2 separate regions of the Homo sapiens genome follow, and region 2 is linked to region 1. A link is a contact called in ENCODE Hi-C or POLR2A ChIA-PET data. All regions are on one chromosome and are shown on one strand. Each heading gives the region's core, a stretch centred on a gene start or an enhancer-like site at or near the end of the contact. The rest is flanking DNA. Distances are from core to core; before and after follow the strand shown.

Evidence for each region. A loop is a pair of places that touch in the nucleus more often than their neighbours do. ChIA-PET counts read pairs that join two places held with the same protein, here RNA polymerase II (POLR2A). Pooled maps may share reads with other maps.
Region 2: a map of naive thymus-derived CD4-positive, alpha-beta T cell shows a loop between it and region 1 (2.3-fold over the local background). The contact joins two enhancer-like sites. A Hi-C loop is called at or near these places in 11 of 168 maps with a recorded cell type or tissue (CD4-positive, alpha-beta memory T cell, CD8-positive, alpha-beta T cell, Caco-2 and 5 more), 2 of 37 single-sample maps with no recorded cell type and 7 of 50 pooled maps. POLR2A ChIA-PET finds 5 or more read pairs at or near these places in 4 of 52 experiments (GM12878, OCI-LY7, PC-9 and 1 more).

The regions. Positions count from the first base shown.
Region 1 is chr6:144,360,942-144,364,205 of GRCh38, reverse strand. The region is part of intron 2 of UTRN (utrophin); the gene reads right to left. Among named protein-coding and RNA genes, the nearest start is that of SNORA98, 43 kb to the left of the region's middle. Within about 2 kb of position 1,970, at least 6 of the 41 ENCODE cell types and tissues checked have a DNase peak (open chromatin) inside an H3K27ac peak, as active enhancers do; they include PC-9, where a contact is called at or near this core.
Region 2 is chr6:144,414,186-144,417,451 of GRCh38, reverse strand. All of the region lies in intron 3 of UTRN (utrophin), which reads right to left. Among named protein-coding and RNA genes, the nearest start is that of SNORA98, 10 kb to the right of the region's middle. Within about 2 kb of position 1,456, at least 5 of the 41 ENCODE cell types and tissues checked have a DNase peak (open chromatin) inside an H3K27ac peak, as active enhancers do; they include PC-9, where a contact is called at or near this core.

The DNA.
Region 1 (3,264 bases), core at 721-3,220:
AAGAAGAGTGAGCTCAGCTTTAAGCAGTGGAATCGCAAATATTGAAATCCACGAAGAGAGCTTTGCCATAACTCAATTTAATTCATCAACAGAGCCCAGATATTCCCAGGCTACCAACCTCAACATCCAGGTCCTCAATAGCATTCTCTCAAGGTACTACAATAACCTCCCATACTATCTACCCTTGTATTTGCTTCCTAAACACCTCTGACAGATTCACCTTCTTCTGATCACAAAATATCTTATGCTCCAAACCTCCGAACATCACCCACTGCCTTTAAATTCAGATACATCTATATGCTACAGGGCTAAATGCCTACCTAGCATGGTATTCAGCATGCTTTTTATAGCTACCCCCTATTAATTCTGTGCCCTCTACCTGGAACATTTTCCTCCAGCCCCAACATTGCCATCAGTATCCACAGCAAATGGTACCCCCTTTCATGAAGGCTTTAGATGGTTTCTCTCCCAGCTCTAAACCCATCCCACCCTCACCTTTTGAATTCATATGGTACTTTGTTCCTTATCTATAACAAAATATTGTATATATACACGCCTATATGATCTCTCCCTTTTTTGTTTTGTTTTCTTGTTTGTTTTAGACAGGGAAAGACTGTAATGTGAGTTGAGTGAGTTTGTATCTCTGCCCATCTGCAGGTTTGCTACTGCACAAATTCCTACCAACTGAGTTGGGACCTAGACGCTGTCTTGAGAGGGAAGATGTAAGGCCCAGGTGGAAAATAAACAAATAGTAATAATGCTACAAAGAAACAGGTCCGACCAGGCCAAGTCAGTCCTCAACCATCTTACACCTCACCAGTTCTGGAAAACCAAGCTCTCTGTGCGTCAATTTCAAAATGATTTTAAAGTTGTGTTAGGTCGCTATACCAATGGACATATGTATAGAAATATTTCAGTGCTTCTCGAAGTGAGAAAATTAAAGATGGACAGACTCTTTCCTAACATCTGACTCAAAAGCCTAGAAAACACATAGAAAAGAAGCAAATAATACAGTTCTGTAAGATACTGTGTTTTGTGTGCCATGGTTTCTCTATTTTTAGATTTAAATACTATTGTGTGTCCATCAATTATTATGTATAACCATTAAAAAATCTTTTAAAAACATAAAATTAAAAGTGCTATGTACTGAGAAACTTATTCAAAATCATATTTCAAATAGCAAACCATACCCAAAAAATTAAAAATATTTTTTTAAAAAATAGCAAACCCACATAATACAAAACCTAAGAGAAACTGAGCACTTAACAAAATAAGCATAAATATAACACATTACTTAGCATAAAAACTCATTCTAAATGACCTGGCACACAGTAGGTCCTCAATACACCTTTGTTTTAAAGTCCTGACTCAGTGCAAACTCATCAGCCTCATAGGTCAGATGTTGTAAGGACCCAAGATATTGCATCGCGTGGAAATCAACTTTCACATCACATAACAAGTGGCATGTCATTTTTTTCCTTCTCTACCGTATTTCTAAAACTATTCAGGTGTTGATGCAGACCTTTTTCCATGTCTTGGCAAAGTGTAATTTGAACAGGCAGTTTCTCATGACCTTCAAGTCTGTGTTCAACAATGAAATCATTTGGCTTTATATCCCATCCAGTTATTAATCACAAACAACAAAAGAAGAACTTTCACACAGAAAATGTGAAACCTATGCTGGCCAGCACTCACTCTGGGTCACTCCAGGTCACATTCACTTGTAGCTAAGTTCACTGAAGACCATGCAATGACCTCAGCTATTTAGAAAATACATTCAAAATTTTTCTGGAGAGGAAAAATACAGCTATGTGACTTTAAGACAAGTGCTCCTGGAGGTCAGCAGTCTGAAAAGGGTACAATGAACAACATGGCTGGGTCCTGGGCAGATGGGGGGTGGTGTGCACAGGTCACTGGGTGCCACCGGATGGGCGGGCACATCACCTATCCTCCCTCAGTTGGCTCCTTCACTAAGTGCCTGAGCAGGAAATTTCTACCCTGGCATGGAATGCCCACACCAGGATCTCAGCATTCCCACCCCACCCATGTAGGAAGGAATCCAGCTATTCTAGCAGGATTTAACTTTATATAAATCAGCTCCAATGAGTTGATATGTTTAATAACAAAGCAAACATTCACAACTCTATTTTACTCCTTTTTTTGTTGTTGTTGCCATTATTATGATTACTATGATGAATTTGGCTTTGATTTTTATTCTTTTAAGTAAGAAAGTGGCAGCAAAAAGGAAAAAAAAATTCCAGGAATTGACTTGTGTCTCTCTAATGAAACAGGCAGTTCTGGCTGGGTGAGGTGTCTCACATCTGTAATCTCAGCACTTTTAGGAGACCAAAGTAGGAGGATCACTTAAGCCCAGGAGTTCAAGACCAGCCTGGGCAACATAGCGAGACCCCATCTCTACAAAAAAAAAAAAAAGAAAGAAAGAAAGAAAATTAGCCAGGTGTGGTTTCAGACACCTGTGGTCCCAGCTACTTGGGAAACTGAGGAGGGAGGATCACTTGAACCCAGAAGGTTGAGGCTGCATGAGCCATGGTCATGCCATTGCACTCCAGCCTGGGTAACAGAGTGAGACACTGTCTCTAAAAAAGATAAATAAATAAATAATTTTTTTTTAAAGAACAAGGGACTTATTTCCTTATCAGCCCCGCAATGCCCCTTTTAGCATCCAGAAATAGATCCACCTGGTCTTCCCTGGAAGATTCTGGACTTCCCTGGAAGACTCCTGGATGGTTTTAACTCAAACATAGCCCTCTGGATTAAGCTCACAATTGAAACTAATATTTCCCTGCCTGCCAAGCTAAAATTTTTCCCTGGAGCATTAATAATTAGCTCAAAATCAAGGACAAAATTAGTAGAGCAACACATAAGGTGTTTCTCCCCCTTCCTAACATCAGCCAGTCTTTTTAGCCACAAACTACAAGCTAGTCTTTCTGAAATCCAGCAAGCCCCTGAGTCAAACTATGGTGTAAAGAAAGTGGGTGGAAAGTCACATTAGTCAGGGACATTAAGTGCCATCTGCCATGGCTTTAATCCCATAGTACAATCTGAAGACTCTTTCTTAGGACACCCTGGGAAGCAGCATAACAAGAATATTTACTGTCCTGTCTCTTGAATCGGTGAAGTTAAATTCATTACTTTTTATACAGAAAGGTCTTCAAAATATTTCTGTTCTCCTGGTCTGATCTTTCCTCTTCTTTCATCAATCAAAGTCAAAAGAAAAGTTGGCTAATAATATCTTAGTTTGGT
Region 2 (3,266 bases), core at 207-2,706, 54 kb before region 1:
TCGAGAAAAACAGCATCATCTTCTTCATTCTACAGGCGAAGAAACTGATGTGGAGGTGACTTAACAAATGAGAGGCAGAACCAGGATCTGATACCACAAAATCTGGCTCTAAATCTATGTTTTCAACATCTGTGCTATACTGCTACTAAAATTATGAAGACACAGGACTAGGACAGATAGGGAAGAAAATATTTCATCACTGGACTGGGATATGTAGGGAAAAAAATATTTAATCACTGGAGTGGGTGGGATATATTTAGTGGCCCCCCAAAGAGAGCAACAAGATATATACTACATTTTGATGAATTCAAAATGCAGACTATTTTTTTTTCTAGTACACCACTTTAAAGCGTGTCTGGTGCTTTGGTATCACAAGCTGTAAACTTGGGATCCACTCTGTGAAACAGCTTGGAAATGTCAGAAGTCATCTATGAATAAAAATAAAAACTGATTCATCCTGACAGTTAACCTCTTATTTCAATTTTGAAATCTTTGCAAAGACTCATTTGCAGAGACTTCTCTGACAAAGAGAATACAGTTGAATAATGCATTTGGACAAATATTTAGTGAATACCTCCTTTGTGCTTGGCCCTGCAGAAATGCCAAGTTCAGGTCATTCTCCTTATTCTCAAGAGAGTTTCCATAGTTTTCCAATAAATACAAAATGGTATAAATGAACAGTCTTGAACTTGAAGGGTATATAAGCCTTGGGTCACATTTAACTTTAAAAAAAGTAAACAACCACATGACACAACTCTAGATGACAGATACTACAGCCCTGGCGTGGCCAGCTTTGGCTGTCCCCAAGTCTCATCTCCCTCTACCATCACCATTTTGACAAGTGAGACCAGCACTCATGCTTGCGGCTGGGACACTACTGCTGCTGGATTTTAAAATGTTAGAGCACAAAGGCGAACGGTCAGCACAATGCAAGGGGAGAAGCCAGGGGGGTCTAGCGGGGAGCAAGGGCTGCAAACAACTGCAGTGATGACACATGTGAGGGAAGCAAACCTGATGAGCCCCAGGCACATCTGGAGAATCAGCTGGCTCTGCAGGCTCAAGTGGCAGCTCCTGCTCAGTTCTAGCTAAGGGTGGCCATATGGGAATTCAGGTTCACTGTGGGCAGAACTTCTCATTTTTAAAAAGAAGGTGGAAATCTGAATTTATATGTATAACCTCCTGGTAACTGTAATTTCCTAAAACACTGTGCTAAACAAATAGATCTTGTCTACAGGCACACCAGGTCATAGGGTGACCGATGAGCAATTTCTGCATAGAGCATGACCACATATAGGTGAAATATAGGATTAATCAAAGAGGAATGCCTTAAGGAACTGGTCAACTCTGGAGAAAGGCCACACACAAATATGCACACACCCACACACACACACACACACATACACACACACACATCCACGGACTACAGAATATGATTAATTGCAAATACATCACATATCAAGAAATAATGACTCTTGCTCAGGCCAAAAACAAAGGAGTCATTCCTGATTCATTTCCTTTCACTTCTTCTCCACCTCTAACCTACCCACCAGCCCTGTCCTTCCACTTCCAAAAACACATCCCAAACATGACCACTTCTTACCATGGTCATTGTGTCAACTCTAGCCCAAACCGCCATTATCTATTGCCTGAACTCCAGCTCCAGCCAACTGATCTCTTTGCTTCTACGTAAGAGCCAGAATAATTCCAATTTTAATGTGCAGACCACATTGTGTCAATTTCCCTGATTTACCCTAATGGGCATCCATTACAGGCAAATCCAATCCAAACTCCAAATAAAAATCTTGTGAGATCTGGTCCCACCCTCTCTCTGATCTGATACTGTATTATTCTTACCCTACTTCAATACTCTCAAAGCACAATTATTAATATTTCTACCACAGATCATGTTTTTCAGCAATAGTAGTAGTAATAGAAAAAAATCTACAAAAAATTGAATAAGAAAGTAAGATTTAGAAAGTGCAGTTTGGATTTCTTAAAAGAGTGAAATTCTAATTCTTTGTATCAATAACAAATCAGATGCAGAATTGGGCCTTGGATTTTCCAGTAGAGAGATAGATCAGTGCCTACTTTCTGTCATACAGTATGCGAAAATCAAGGCTGGTGAAAGCAGCTCTTGACTTCACGGCACTCAGATTCCAAATACAGTCATGAGTCACTTAAGGACAGGGATACATTCAGAGAAATGCATCCTTAGGTGATTTCATCATTGTGCAAACATCATAGAGTATATTTACACAAACCGAGATGGAATAGCCTACAATATACCTAGGCTAGATGGTATAGCATATCACTCCTAGGCTACAAACCTATAGAGCATGCTACTGTACTGAATAATGCAGGCAACTGTAACACATGGTAAGTATTTATGTATCTAAACACAGAAAAGGTACAGTCAAAATATGATATAAAAGATTTTAGGCTGGATACAGTGGCTCATGCCTGTAATCCCAGCACTTTGGGAGGCCAAGGCGGGTGGATCACCTGAGGTTGGGAGTTGGAGACCATCCTGGCTAACGTGGTGAAACCCATCTCTCCTAAAACATAAAAATTAGCTGGTTGTGGTGGTGCACACTTGTAATCCCAGCTACGCAGGAGGCTGAGGCAGGAGAATCGCTTGAACCTGGGAGGCGGAGGTTGCAGTGAACCAAGACTGCGCCACTGCACTCCAGCCTGGGCAACAGAGAGATACGCTGTCTCAAACGAAAAAAAAAAAAAAGATATAGTACACCTGTATAGGACACTTAACATGAATGGTGCGTACAGGACTAGAAATTGCTCTGGGTGAGTGGTAAATGAATGTGAAGGCCTAGGACATTACTGTATACTACTGTTGACCTTATAAACACTGTACACTTAGGCTACACTAAATTTATTTTTAAAATATTTTTCTTTCTTCAATAATAAACCTTAGATTACTTTATAAATTTTTCAATTTCTTTAATTTTTTGACTTTTATAATAACAGCTTAAAACACAAACACATCACACATCTGTGCAAGAATATTCTGTTTCATTTTGTCCTTATTCTACAAGGCTTTTTCAATTTTTAAAACTGTATTTTTTTAGTTTTCAAACTTTTTTGTCAAAAACTAAGACACAAACATACACATTAGCCTAGGCCTACACAGGGTGAGGATCAATAATATCACTGTCTTCCACCTCCAGATCTTGTCCCACTGGAAGGTCTTCAGGGGCAATAACATACATGGAGCTGTCATCTCCTATGATACCGATGCCTTCTTCTGG